Linked DNA regions of Homo sapiens: region 1 is linked to region 2. Evidence: chromatin contacts called from ENCODE Hi-C or POLR2A ChIA-PET data. All regions are on one chromosome and are shown on one strand. Each heading gives the region's core, a stretch centred on a gene start or an enhancer-like site at or near the end of the contact. The rest is flanking DNA. Distances are from core to core; before and after follow the strand shown.

Region 1 (7,370 bases), core at 370-2,869, 3.1 Mb after region 2:
TTTTTGTGCTCCCCTTCTTCCCCACCACTTACCTCAGAGATAATCACTATACTGAATTAGGAGTTTGCCATTTCCTCAAATTTTAATTGAGTCCTGCATTTTTGACAAACATCTGGACGTCTCTATATGGGTATTTCACTCAGTATGGTTAAAAGCAAATTCAAGCTGGGCTTAGTGGCTCACACCTGTAATCCCAGCGCTTTGGGAGGCCGAGGTGGGTGGATCACTTGACCCCAAGTGTTTGAGAGCAACCTGGGCAACACGGCAAAAACCCATCTCTACAAAAAATACAAAACTTACCAGGCGTGCTGGCGCATGTCTGTAGTCCCAGCTACTTGGAAGGCTGAGGTGGGCAGATCACCTGAACCCAGGAGGTGGAGGCTGCAGTGAGCTGTGATTGTGTCACTGCACTCAGCCTGGGAGACAGAGTGAGACTCTGTCAAAAAAAAAAAAAAAGGCAAATTCAAGTGATCCATTTATGTAAACAGAAAAATGCACTATATAAATGTATCTATCTAGAATTCAGGGATCGGTGAAACAAAAGACATCGCATCGGCAGGTCTGTTTGCAACTTCTGGGATACACCAGGTGTTAGCGGTGATGACTTCTGGATGCTTGGACTGTGGATTTTTAAAATGGTTTTATCTGCTCATCTGTATTTCTAAATTTTCAACAATGGAACATAGATTATTGTATTATTATTATAATACCCCAAACCTATCTTCCTCTCAGCCCTCTTTCCACGAGCTCTTACCCTAAATGTCTCTTTTTCTGTCAGTGGCATTGTGCGTCTTCCTTAGTGCATCACCTCTGATCTTCCTGTAGAATTTTTTTTTTTTTTGAGATAGAGTCTTGCTTTGTCACCCAGGCTGGAGCGCAGTGGCCTGATCTTGGCTTACTGCAAACTCCGCCTCCTGGGTTCAAGCACGTCTCCCTGCCTCAGCCTCCTGAGTAGCTGGGATCATAGGTGCCTGCCACCATGCCTGACTAATTTTTGTATTTTTAGTAGAGACGGGGTTTCACCATGTTGGCCAGGCTGTTCTGGAACTCCTGACCTCAAGTGATCCACCTGCCTCGGCCTCCCAAAGTGCTGGGATTACAGGAGAGCGCCACGGCGCCCAGCTTACACCAGACTACTTTTTAAAATGTTTTTGTAAAGTCAGGGTTTCGCCATGTTGCCCAGGCTGATTTTGAACTCCTGGGCTCAAGCAATCCTTTTGCCTTTTGACTCCCAAAGTCCTGGGATTACAGGTGTGAACCCCTGCAGCTGGCCTCAATGTTAAGATCTTAAGGGGCACAGCACAGACCTTGTCTTGTCTATCTCCCTGGCACCTCTCACAGAGTACAGCTTATTAACAGATGTTCCAGAAACTGTTACTGAACATTCGGCTTGATGCTGTGGGCTTGTCTGCATCTTGCAACTGTCACCTGGCTGAGAAATTTCTTCTATAAATAAGCAGTTTCTGTTTCAGATGTGATATGCCCTGATATTTACACCCTGTCTCTTACCCCATCCAAGACTCAAACTTAGAAACTTGAATTAGATGTGGTATTCAAATCCTTAGCTGCCGCGAAGACACAGACAGCCCCCGTAAGAACCCACGAAGCAGGCGAAGTTCATTGTTCTCAACATTCTAGCTGCTCTTGCTGCATTTGCTCTGGAATTCTTGTAGAGATATTACTTGTCCTTCCAGGCTGTTCTTTCTGTAGCTCCCTTGTTTTCTTTTTGTGATCATGTTGCAGATGGCTGGGCAGTGCTCCCAAAATGAATATTTTGACAGTTTGTTGCATGCTTGCATACCTTGTCAACTTCGATGTTCTTCTAATACTCCTCCTCTAACATGTCAGCGTTATTGTAATGCAAGTAAGTAATATTGCTTGAACGATTATTCATTGGTGTGAACTATTCTGTCTATATGGACTGCTTATTCAGAGAATCAACATAATGGGCATGATGGTGAGTTTTCTTGAATCAAAAAGAGAAAGGAAGCAAGGCAGTGATTTTAATGTTTATGGAAACAAAGTAATTATTTGGAACTGAACTTGATATGATTCAGCACTATTAGCAACATAGATTTTTTTTAAAAATCAGCTCTTCTAATTAAGTGATATTTAGAATTTAAAAGTCAATGTTCATTAATTAAGGTGATTGAATGGAAATAATCCATACTTGATTATTTTGCTATCAAAACAATCCATAATTCATTATTTTAGCAAAATAATCAAGTATGACAGCCGGGTGCGGTGGATGGCTCACACCTGTAATCCCAGCACTTTGGGAGGCCGAGGTGGGTGAATCACCTGAGGTCGGCAGTTTGAGGCCAGCCTGGCCAACCTGGTGAAACCCTGTCTCTACTAAAAATACAAAAAATTAGCTGGGCATGGTGGCACAGGTCTGTAATCCCAGCTACTCGGGAGGCTGAGGCAGGAGAATTGTTTGAACTTGGGAGGTGGAGGTTGCAGTGAGCCGAGATCGCGCCACTGCACTCTAGCCTGGGCAACAGAGCAAGACTTTGTCTCAAAATAAATAAATAAATAATAACAATAAAGTATGTGAATATTATGTTATCAGCTCATTATCTGTCTGATGTTCTTTTCATAAAGGTGTGACCAATTCAGTGAAAGGAACGAATGCGATTCTCTGGACCTGTTTGGGACTGAGCTTAATAATTTCTTTGGCAGTTTTCGTGCTAATGTTTTTGCTAAGGAAGATAAACTCTGAACCATTAAAGGACGAGTTTAAAAACACAGGTTGGTTTGATGGTGAATCTTTGAAATCTATTTCCAGGGGATGGCTATTGTGAGTTTCAGTTCCTTTTCTTTTTTTAGCGTTGACTATTTCACTTCGTTACAGCCCTTTCGAATGTGTTAGAACATTGTTACATTAAATGAACTTGGTAGAGGTGAGCCATCTTCATTCTGATTTTGACACCTTGGCAGATTTTCTACAATGTCAGTCTTCTCCAGGATTCTTCCACTGTTAATTACTCTATTGAAAGTACTAAGGCTTTCTTGGGAAACATCAGTCTCTTTGACTAAAGTTAGCACATCGATTAAATGCCACATTATCAGAAACTCCTAGCCAGGTCTGCTACTGTCAGGAAAAGCATATTTGTCAAGATCTATGGTCATGTTTTTATACAAATATAGGTGTTCTTTGCTTGAGTGAACATTTTACTACTGAAAAATGTTAGAAATGAATAACCAGTTGCTCCTGAATTATTTGAGGAATCATCTAAAAAATAATTATTTTTAAGCAATAGAGAACCAGTCCCAGAAAAATGAATGTTCTACTTAAGTGCCTCTTAAGATAAAAATACTTCTGCAGCACCTTTGCTCATGATTGGATTCCCAAGCATGTACAGCCACTGCCCTATTTCTGTATGCATTTATTTATTTATTTATTTATTTATTTATTTATTTATTTAGAGATGGAGTCTCGCTCTGTGGCCCAGGCTGGAGTGCAGTGGCGTGATCTCAACTCACTGCAGCCTCTGCCTCTTGGGTTCAAACAATTCTCCCATCTCAGCCTCCTGAGTAACTGGGACTATAGGTATGTGCCATCACCTCCGACTAATTTTTGTACTTTTTGGTAGAGACAGGGTTTCATCATGTTGGCCAGGATGGTCTCAAGCTCCTGACCACAAGTGATCTGCCCGCCTCAGCTTCCCAAAGTGCTGGGATTACAGGCGTGAGCCACAGGGCCCAGCACATACTCATTCTTTTTTACTGAAAAGATCTGTTTCAAGCTGGGTGTGGTGGCATGGAGCTGTAGTCCCGACTGCTCTGTAGGCTAACGTGGGAGGATTGCTTGAGCCCAGGAGTTTGAATGCAGCCTGGGCAACACAGTAAGACCCCACCTCTAAAAAATGAAAAAATCTCTCTCACATTGCTTTGAGTCCCGATGTGTACTGCTAAGACTCTCATGACCACATTCTCTGTGAAGTTTGGGTTAATGTTTCCGTTTCTACATAATTAGGATCAGGTCTCCTGGGCATGGCTAACATTGACCTGGAAAAGAGCAGGACTGGTGATGAAATTATTCTTCCGAGAGGCCTCGAGTACACGGTGGAAGAATGCACCTGTGAAGACTGCATCAAGAGCAAACCGAAGGTCGACTCTGACCATTGCTTTCCACTCCCAGCTATGGAGGAAGGCGCAACCATTCTTGTCACCACGAAAACGAATGACTATTGCAAGAGCCTGCCAGCTGCTTTGAGTGCTACGGAGATAGAGAAATCAATTTCTGCTAGGTAATTAACCATTTCGACTCGAGCAGTGCCACTTTAAAAATCTTTTGTCAGAATAGATGATGTGTCAGATCTCTTTAGGATGACTGTATTTTTCAGTTGCCGATACAGCTTTTTGTCCTCTAACTGTGGAAACTCTTTATGTTAGATATATTTCTCTAGGTTACTGTTGGGAGCTTAATGGTAGAAACTTCCTTGGTTTCATGATTAAACTCTTTTTTTTCCTGACATCTAAGTTTTTATTAACGTGAGTTTTTAAAAACAAGCATGTATACCAGTGTGGGGGGTGAGGGTGGGAGAGAAAGGTGGGAGGGGGAAAGAATTCTAACCTATTGATAATAAAGCTCCAGTTTTGGCCAGGCGCGGTGGCTCATGCCTGTAATCCCAGCACTTTGAAAGGCCGAGGCGGGCAGATTACCTGAGGTCAGGAATTTGAGACCAGCCTGGCCAACATGGTGAAACCCTGTCTTTACTAAAAATACAAAAATTAGCTGGGCATGGTGGTAGGCACCTGTAATCCCAGCTACTCAGGAGGCTGAGGCAGGAGAATCGCTTGAACCTGGGAGGTGGAGGTTGCAATGAGCTGAGATAGCATCCCTGCACTCCAGCCTGGGCAAGAGGGTGAGACTCCGTCTCAAAACAAAACAACACAAACAAACAAAAAGACCTCCAGCTTCATCTTCTGCTGGATTTTATAGTGCCCCAAAGATATGTGGTCCTTAAAAATTGTATACCACTTATTCAGGAGTCTTGTTCCTGAAAGGGTTGTTCTTGTTACAGCCCTAGTCTGGGCTGTAATCAGCTTCTTAAGGTCCACAATGGTGTTATCTGTGTAGCATTTAACACAGACCTTCTCCACACTATCCACTCTCCACTGAGGTTGTTGCAAACAACCTCAATCATCCTAGCTGATGCTCATCACCTTGAACATGCTGACATGACAATCTTCTCACTAGAGACCTCTAAACGCTTGACTTACTGAAAAAAACAGCATTCTGTAGATCTCAGTAACCAATTTCTTTTTCTTTTCTTTTTTTTTTTTTTGAAACGGAGTCCTGCTCTGTTGCCCAGGCTGGAGTGCAGTGGCATGATCACAGCTCACTACAACCTCCACCTCTCAGGTTCAAGCGATTCTCTTGCCTCAGCCTCCCGAGTAGCTGGGATTACAGGCACGTGGCACCATGCCCTGCTGATTTTTGTATTTTTAGTAGAGATGGGGTTTCACTGTGTTGGTCAGGCTGGTCTTGAACTCCTGACCTCAGGTGATTCACCTGCCTTGGCCTCCCAAAGTGTTGGGATTACCGGTGTGAGCTATCGCGCCCGGCCCCAGTCATACGCTTCTATGGTTAGGGCGCTTCTCTCCGATATACATACATACAGATTTCAGGAAGGATCGGATGTTTCTCTTGATTTTTGAATTTTATTTATTTATTTTTTGAGACAGTCTCGCTCTGTCGTTGACACGGGAGTGCAGTGGTGCGATCTCAGCTCACTGCAACCTCTGCCTCCCGGGTTCAAGCAATTCTCTGCCTCAGCCACCCGAGTAGCTGGGATTACAGGTGCCCGCCACTGCGCCTGGCTAATTTTTGTATTTTTAGTAGAGACAGGGTTTCACCATCTTCGCCAGACTGGTCTTGAACTCCTGACCTCGTGATCCACCTGTCTTGGCCTCCCAATGTGCTGGGATTACAGGCGTGAGCCACTGTGCCTGGCCTTTTCTCTTTATTGTTAAAGGAAAGCTAACTTATGTACTTCTGCAAACAGGAGAAGCCTAGAATCAACCAGACGAATTCAGTGTGCAGTGCACAGGTGGTTCTTGGCCTTGTGAGCTTCCAGCTTAATGAAAGCATCAGGCATTACTATAATTACACAAGTAAATGTGTAATCGCAAACTGTGATAACGGTGCACGACATACTGTTTTCAGCCCAAAATGTGAGTGGTGCTATAATAATCATATCTAACCCTTATATAGTCTTACTAACGTGCCAGGGACTGTTCTAAGTGCTTCACCTGTACTAGCTCATTTTATTTTTTTGAGACGGGGTCTTGCTCTGTTGCCCAGGCTGGACTGCACTGGCATCATCTTGGCTCACTGCAACCTCTACCTCAAGAGGTAGGTTCAAGAGTCTCCTACCTCAGCCTCCCAAGTAGCTGGGATTACAGGTGCCCGCCACCACACCCGGCCTATACTAACTCATTTTAAGCACACAAAAACTCCTGGGTATGGCCGGGTGTGGTGGCTCATGCCTGTAATCCCAGCACTTTGGGAGGCCGAGACAGGCAGATCACCTGAGGTCAGGAGTTAGAGACCAGCCTGACCAACATGGTGAAAACCTGTCTTGTCCCACATTTCCAGTCTTTATTTTTATTCATTTATTTATTTATTTTTGAGATGAAGTCTCACTCTGTCGCCCAGGCTGGAATGCAGTTGTGCTATCTGAGCTCACTACAACCTCTGCTTCCTGGGTTCAAACAATTCCCCTGTCTCAGCCTCCTGAGTAGCTGGGACTACAGTCGCATGCCACCATGCTCAGCTAGTTTTGGTATTTTTACTACAGATGGGGTTTCACCATATTGGTCAGGCTGGTCTCGGACTCCTGACCTCAGGTGATCCACCCACTTTGGCCTGCCAAAGTGCTAGAATTATAGGTGTGGGCCACTGCACCTGGCCTTCCAGTGTTTAAAATCAGCATTTTTTTTTTCTTTCTTTTGAGACACAGTTTCACTCTTGTTGCCCAGGTTAGAGTGCAGTGGTACGATCTTGGCTCACTGCAACCTCCAACTTCTGGTTTCAAGCGATTCTCCTGCCTCAGCCTCCCGTGTAACTGGGATTACAGGCACCTGCCACCACGCCTGGCTAATTTTTGTATTTTTAATATAGACGGGGTTTCACCTTGTTGGACACGGTGGTCTTGAACTCCTGACCTCGTGATCTACCTGCCTTGGCCTCCCAAAGTGCTGGCATTACAGGCATGAGCCACCGCGCCTGGCCTAAAATCAGCATTTTCTTACTCGTTTCTTTTTTTTTTTTGAGATAGGGTCTTACTCCAATGCCCAGGCTGAGTGCAGTGGCATAATCTTGGCTCACTGCAGCCTCGACCTCTGGGGCTCAGGTGACC
Region 2 (7,059 bases), core at 4,465-6,964:
AGAATCCAGTGTCACCACTAAAGGACTTAAATTTTGCAGAATAGGCTGGGCACGGTGACTCATGCCTGTAATCCCAGCACTTTGGGAGGCCAAGGTGGAAGGATTGCTTGAGTCCAGAAGTTCTAGACCAGCCCGGGCAACATAGCAAGACCTCGTTTCTACTGAAATGCGGGGCCGGGGCATGGTGATGAGTGCCTGTAGTCCCAGCTACCTGTGGGGCTGAGGTGGGAGGATTGCTTGAGCCTGGAAGGTCGAGGCTGCAGTGAGCCCTAACCATGCCACTGCACCCCAGCCTAGGTGAAAGGGTCTCAAAAAGTTAATAAATTTTGTAAAGTAGAAATATTGTTCTACTCGTCATGTTTTCAAATAAGATGAATTTCACAGAGGGGAGAAAAGAAGTAAGGGAAGAATTGGGGGAAGAAGTAATTGGGAGCTGGGGGCACGTGAAGCCGTCTTCACTAAAATGTGGCTGGGGGAGCTGTAAGGCTCACACCGATGGGGTATTGACCCATTATTGCCCCAACCTACAGATGCGGAAGCTGAGGCTGAGTAACTAGATCAGCGCTGGAGACATAGGTCTGTCCTCAGGGTTCAGCATCAGGGAGGAAGGCACAGAGGTGAGGGGTGCATGTGTGTGTGGCTGAAGGCCTGGAAGGAAGGGTGTGTGTTTATGTGTGTACGCGCATGTGTGTGGCTGAAGGCCTGGAAGAAAGGGTGTGTGAATGCATGTTTGTACGCGCGTGTGGCTGAAGGCCTGGAGGAGGGGGGTGTGTGTGTGTGTGGCTGAGGGTCTGGGTGTGTGTGTGTGCACGTCTGTGGCCAAAGGCCTAGAGGGATAGAAGGGAGCATTACCTGTCTTCCATCATGTGGTCTTCAGCAGGTAGAGGTTCCGGGAAGCCACAGGTCAGGCAACAGCCATCTTGGCCAAAGCCTGGCATGATGGGGCTGACAGGTCCTTAGGTCACACCAGCCCCGGGGAAGGACAAGTTCTGGGACAGGTTTCCCTGGAGTAAAATGCCCCAATGCCTGTGCCTTTGCCACCACCCAAAGGCCTGGCTAAATCGGGAGAACAACTTCCCGGTCCACACTAGCTGCAGGCCCCAGAGCCTTCATTTCCACTTCAGAGACTCAGCAAGATTTTTAGGGTTGGATGGTGAAGTTTCTGACACAAATTAGGCAGCTAGTACCTGGGAACCCCAGTAAGTCCCTGAAGACAAAGGAAGCAACCTCTCATTTGTAATAAATGAGGACACGGGCACCAGGTCAACATAGGGAGACAGAAAAGCCCCTGGTGGACGAGGCGGGTGGTCATCCATCCAGGATCTATCTCAAGGTGAGGCGTGAGGGTCTCACCTAGGACGAGGGCCCAGCCACCGGGCTTCCACCATCCAGAGGGAGAGATTTGATGGCTCTGCAGAGCAGCCAGGCTGTGGCAGGCGACAATCGGGGGCTGCTCGGTCTTGCTGGCAAGGCCCATCTACAGCCTGAACCCTCCATCTGCAGAGTTCAGCTGGAGCCTCTCGTTCTGATTCCACCCAGACTGTTGTCTTTCACTCGGATTCCCAGATGGCTCCAGAGACATGAGCGCCTGCAGTCCAGGGACAGTGTCCAACCACGGCCAGGCTCTGCTCACTCAGTGTGGACTGGCTGGGTGCCAGGTCTTCCTCAGTCACAGGAGAGCTTTCATCGGCCTGAGTCAGTCACCATTGTGCCTTCAGAGGTGGCCAGGTCCTTGGCATGGCTGCAAGCTTCTGCTATGACTCTATGGATCAGTCCCCAGGCCTTCTGGATGCAGACTGCCCCGTGTTAGGAAAACGTCACTTGCCAACTCTTAGAAATAGGACAATTCGTATAGAAAATCCAGGATTTTCAGCTTGGCGAGGTGGCTCACCCCTGTAATCTCAGCATTTTGGGAGGACAAGGCGAGAAGATCACTTGAGCCCAGGAGTTTGAGACCAGTCTGGGCAACCTACGGAGACCCTATCTCTACAAAAAATTAAAAAATTAGCCGGGCATGGTGGTAACACCTGTGCTGCCAGACAGTTGGGAGGCTGGGGCAGATAGATCGCTTGGGCCCAAGAGGTCAAAGGTGCAATGAGCCATGACTGCACAACTGCACTCCAGCCTTGGAGATGGGGTGAGACCCTATCTCAAAAAACTAAGACAAACAAAAATACACATTAAAAAAAAAAAAAAAGTCGAGGCTTCTCAAGTTCCGCTGTCTGAAGGTGTAGGTGCAGAGGAACTGGGGTCTTGAGAGGCTGCCAAGTGGGGCGGGACTTCATCTGTCCCTTGGCCCAGTCCCCTGGAATACCCCCAGACCCAAGCCTCGGGGTGTCTGCAGTCACTGCCTTAGACAACAGGACCTGAGCCACTGTTCTAAGCCTCTCGGTGTTCATGTGTCTGAGGCTTTGTCCCAGGGAAGCCTCAGGTTCTCCTATGCCAAGACCTTGCCGCAGGGCCAGGCTACGGCAGGGCCGGGGCTTCCTTCTCCTGCACCCCTTTCCCTGACCCCTTTCCACGCCCAGGGCCGGCCTCTTCCCCAGCTTCGGGGCCTGTCAGAGGGGCGGCCCACCACTGGCAGATGAGCTTGGCAAGTTGCTGAACCCTCATTTGAAACTGGGGACAGCCCCCATCCTACCCCGCATGGAGGGCTGAGCTAGGGCTACCTGGAACAGGGAGGTGAGGCGGGCAGCCAGTGGGGGTCTGAATGCCTGCTCCACACTGAGCAAGGCTCAAGCCCCCATGGCTCAGGGTTCTGGCCTACTTTGGGCCACCAGACGCCTCGCTGCTGACCTCTCAGGGCTGGCTCACTGTGCACAATGGTTATCACAAAGGGTTTCTTGCTACTGTCCCTCCTAATTAGCCGGAGGCAAGAGTCAGAACAGCCCCCACCCCACCTTCTCACAGGAGCCCAATGGGCAGGTGTGGCACTGGCACCAGCTCGTGGGCAGAGTTCGCTGGTGGCTGGTGGCCTTCCTCACAATGCCACCCATACCATTTCCCTACTGGAGTTCTCAGCTCAGCCAGGGCAGAAAGATGCGCCAGGTGCACGTGGCCTCGAGCCACGCCCTGTGGGATAAAGGCGTGGAGGGGCCATCAAGGCCAAGCTGGGAACCTTGAGCAGCTCCTGGACTAACCCTCACCACCAGGGAGGGGCTGGCCTTAACCACCTTTCTCTGCCTCCTCGCTGCAAAACCAGCTTTGCAGCAATGAGCTTCAAAGGGCTGAGTGATGCTGAGTACGGGTGGGGAAGGACAGGAGGTGCCAGTCTCTTACTCCTGGGCACTGGACTTCAAGGGTGGTCTGAATCCGTAACTTCTTCCCTCTCCCAAGTTGTCCACGTGCTGTGCAGGCACTGTGCTGTGAACCCCCAGATCCAGTCATTGACAGGTGGCAGCATGTAGGGGGTCAGTGACCCCTTGGAGCTGATGGGAGGGGGCCTCCCTTTGGAACCTGCAGTTTTGCTCACAGACCATTCATGGCCTCCAGCTCCCAGGCCTCACTCAGTTAAAGGCTGCGAAACGTAAGTCAGCAGAAGATGCACAGGCACCCATCTCCCCCAAAGCCAAGACGCAGGGATGGGGAAGTCTGTCCTTAACTGTTCTCACGCAGAAAACCAATGTCCCGAAGGCTTTAGGGAGTAGGCCATAAAGAACGCCCACTCCAACGCCTGTGCTTCACGCAGCACTCAACAGCCCTCGAGTTAGTCACTGTAACTCCCGAGGTGGGGAATGTTTTGTTAGAACTGCATACCCAGTAAGGAAGACATCAGCCACATGTGCAAATTAGAATAAAATTAAAATTCAACCCCCTCTGCCACTTAAGCCACATTTCAAGTGCTTTATAGCCACAGGTGGCCAGAAGCTCCACCGCGACAAAGTTCTGATGAACACGACTGGGTGAGGACAGGGTGGTAGCAAGGCTGGCCGGAAACACTACCCATTACTCCCTCACACAAAAGTCTTAGGGATGTAGTCCAATGGGGTTGGCAAGGTCTGGTTGTTATCTTGACTCCCCTCCTCCCCAGGGGACCTACCTACACCACTAGGAGGTAGTGACTCGGCTATCTAATCTGAAGCTCTCTTGGCCCAAGAGGCCCTTATAGCAAGCCATGAAGACAGATCATTTCCCTGCAATCCAGGGTTGGTAAACCTACAAAAGGGGTTTTTAAAAACAAAGCTTTGTGGGGACAGCCTCGCCACTCAATTGTTGTCTGTGGCTGCGTTCATGCTATGTTGGCAGAGCTGAGAGTCCCAACAGAGACCATCACACAATACCTACTCTGGCCTTTTACAGAAAGTTTACCAACTCTGACCCTAGCCTAAGCCCAAACCACAAGAGAGATGTCTTACTTACACACCTCACCTTAGTAATTCAAGGAACCTTCAGGTGCTATGGCTTTGAGACGGAGTCTCCCTCACGCTGTCACCCAGGCTGGAGTGCAGTGGCACGATCTCAGCTCACTGCAACCTCTGCCTCCTGGGTTCAAGTGATTCTCTGGCCTCAGCCTCCCGAGCAGCTGGGACTGCAGGTGTCTACCACCATGCCCGGCTAATTTTTGCGTTTTCAGTAGAGACAAGGTTTCACCATGCTGGCCAAGCTGGTCTTGAACTCCTGACCTCAAGTGATCCACCGATCTCAAGCCTCCCAAAGTGCTGGGATTACAGGTGTGAGCCACCGCATCCGGCCCAGGTGCTATAGGTTTTATCGCATTTGCTTTAACTGTGAAGGTGGTTTCAGAGTTAAGACTTTAAACTACTCACAATTTCCATCCCTGGCACCATAAACATTTGCCTCACAGCAAATGAGTGATGTTATGTATGACGCCAAATGTCCTTGCCGTCTGGTGAAAGAGAAGCTGGGTCAGGGCCTCCATCAGGAAGCGATGGTGTCTAGACGTGGCTTCTCGCCCTGTCAAGGCACCCACGTTGCAGGGGACTCTGCCAGGTCCCATAGTGTCTCCCTTGGGCTTTGCTCACAGCACGAGCCACCGCGCCTGGCTGCTCTTCTCATTTTGAAACAAGACTGCTTCAGCTCGCTGCTCTTGTGTGTGAGGGCGTGGGAAGGGCCACTGTGACCGCAGGCCCTTGCTGTCACGCAGTGGTTTTCAGGGCTCCCCGCTGTGAAGACTCCGAATGCTGTCAACAGATGGCATCCACACCCCACAGAGGGAGAGGACACAATAGTCCCAGGGGTTACAGTGAGGCCGGAGAAGGGGAGTTCATTTTTCTTTCTTTAAAATTTCAGCTTGTCTCCCCAGAACCAGTTTAACAAACTCAAACTCCTGACACTGTAACTGCGAGTGAGTGGAAAAGGGAACGCGGCAGATGACGGAAACATTACAACACGTTCTTTGGAAAAAGAGTCATTTAATACCTTAAGGGAGAGTAGGAACTTTCAGTTACCTAAGACTACAGCCAACCCCCAGCCCAGAACAAAAACAAGACACCTTAATGTTTGTTCAAAGACAAACCCACAGCGAACGGCTCTCGCACCCCTGCTCTAACTCCTCTTTCTGGGGGAGGAAGGAGGGAAGGGCCAGGTCCGCGGGGACCCTCACTCCCTGCTTTCTATCACACGGGTCACAAGGCAGCTCTCAGAGCAGAAGGCACACACACTGCAGTGGAAGTTGAGAAAGGAAGTCACTCCAAGGTACACACTGGCCCAAAGACCAGGAAACCGTGCCACGGAGCTGGAAGGCAAGGCCGATGGGACGGTGCAAGGACCACGCCCACGATAGCGCCTGCCGCCCCGAAGGGCCTCGTGACACATCAGGTCACATCTCCAGTCACCTTATTTGTACACAGTTCTCTCCTGGAAAACCTTTCATTTCTTAAGAGTAAATGTGACTAGTTAGAGGCTAAAAAAAAAAAAAAAAAAAAAAAGAAACAAGAGACCCTGCCCCCGCAAAACGGAATTAGAAGGAAAAGTACATCTCAGTGAAACCTTGTTACAAATGCCAAGGTTTCCCAGGCCTGTTTCCAGGGAGAGTAGAAATCTTCCTCCACTTCCACGTAACTCACTGAATTATAATTTTTATAGAAAATTTTATTCAACATACAACATTTTCCAGCAAAAAGGCAATATACAGGAAGAGTTGGTGTACACTGCTCCCACAGAAACAACCCAAAAAATACCGGAAAAGGATGAAAAATAAGAGTGATTTGCTGATTCTATTTTACTGCACTCAAAACTAGACACGCAGCTGGCATTAGCTCCAAAATAAAAGGAAACGGGGCTGGGACCGAAATAAAACTACACACAATGAATATCAACATCAGTGAAATTCACTTGCAGACTCACCCAACAAAAAGGAACCTCCTCCCAGTGGCAAATTGTACATGTTCATTCATTAAATATACAATTCATTTTTCCTTTTTTTTTCATTTTTAACTTTTTTACAAAGTCGACAGCTTACTAACCACTAGTGAGCATGCCCTCTTGCTAAAAGGCTTTCTTGTCGTCTGTTCCACTTTAACGAAATTCTATTTATAATCCTTTCACCTGCTCGTATGAACTGTTGAGATCGTAAGTCTGCCAAGGCAGCAGAGTAAACCTTAATTGAATTTAACAATGTTCTTGATTTAATAAAAAGACCCCCACAATGTCTGTCCGGACTGTATTCAGTGCATCCACTTTGCAAAGGGGCTGCAGACAGTAGTGGCTGACGAGGTGAGACAAGTTTATTAAAAAGCCCCCAGGCAGCTGGAGGAGGAGAACCCGAGGAAGGGCCGACAATGCACACAATGAAGGGAAGAGCGCTATTTATTAGGTTGTGAGTTTCTCTGTTTTGCCTTAACAGATGCACAAAAGGTCATTGAAAGTATAACTGAAGGAAATAGGTCAGACGAGCCTAAACACAAGACTTGCTAGCTGCAGGGCTGGTGCACGGGACCCCAGGAAGGCAGCCGAGCCACTCGTGCCCACTAGGGACAGCCCAGAGACCTTGAGCCAGGGACCCCCGATCCACTAACCTCTTCTCCCCCATTGCGCTGACAGTTGCCTTGCACTGTGGTTACCATAAAATAACTCTCATTGGCATCCAAGCTTTATAAA

Evidence for each region. Hi-C counts contacts between places; a loop is a spot of excess contacts on that map. ChIA-PET counts read pairs that join two places held with the same protein, here RNA polymerase II (POLR2A). Pooled maps may share reads with other maps.
Region 1: a map with no recorded cell type shows a loop between it and region 2 (12-fold over the local background). The contact joins the promoter of TNFRSF17 here to the enhancer-like site in region 2. A Hi-C loop is called at or near these places in 1 of 37 single-sample maps with no recorded cell type and 2 of 50 pooled maps. POLR2A ChIA-PET finds 5 or more read pairs at or near these places in 1 of 52 experiments (activated CD4-positive, alpha-beta T cell).

Annotation. Positions count from the first base shown.
Region 1 is chr16:11,963,591-11,970,960 of GRCh38, forward strand. TNFRSF17 (TNF receptor superfamily member 17) reads left to right here and starts at 1,620. Exons shown (of 3, transcript NM_001192.3): 1 at 1,620-1,864; 2 at 2,605-2,751; 3 at 3,980-4,478. The coding sequence starts at 1,735. The coding sequence ends at 4,257. It also overlaps a transcript of NPIPB2 not described here and the pseudogene UBL5P4. RefSeq lists enhancers at 1,168-1,287, 1,408-1,847.
Region 2 is chr16:8,886,742-8,893,800 of GRCh38, forward strand. USP7 (ubiquitin specific peptidase 7) reads right to left here. Exons shown (of 31, transcript NM_003470.3): 31 at 5,356-7,059. Among named protein-coding and RNA genes, the nearest start is that of LITAFD, 7.9 kb to the left of the region's middle. RefSeq lists enhancers at 1,175-2,017, 4,757-5,026, 5,087-5,236, 5,307-5,366, 5,417-5,646. Within about 2 kb of position 5,715, at least 11 of the 41 ENCODE cell types and tissues checked have a DNase peak (open chromatin) inside an H3K27ac peak, as active enhancers do.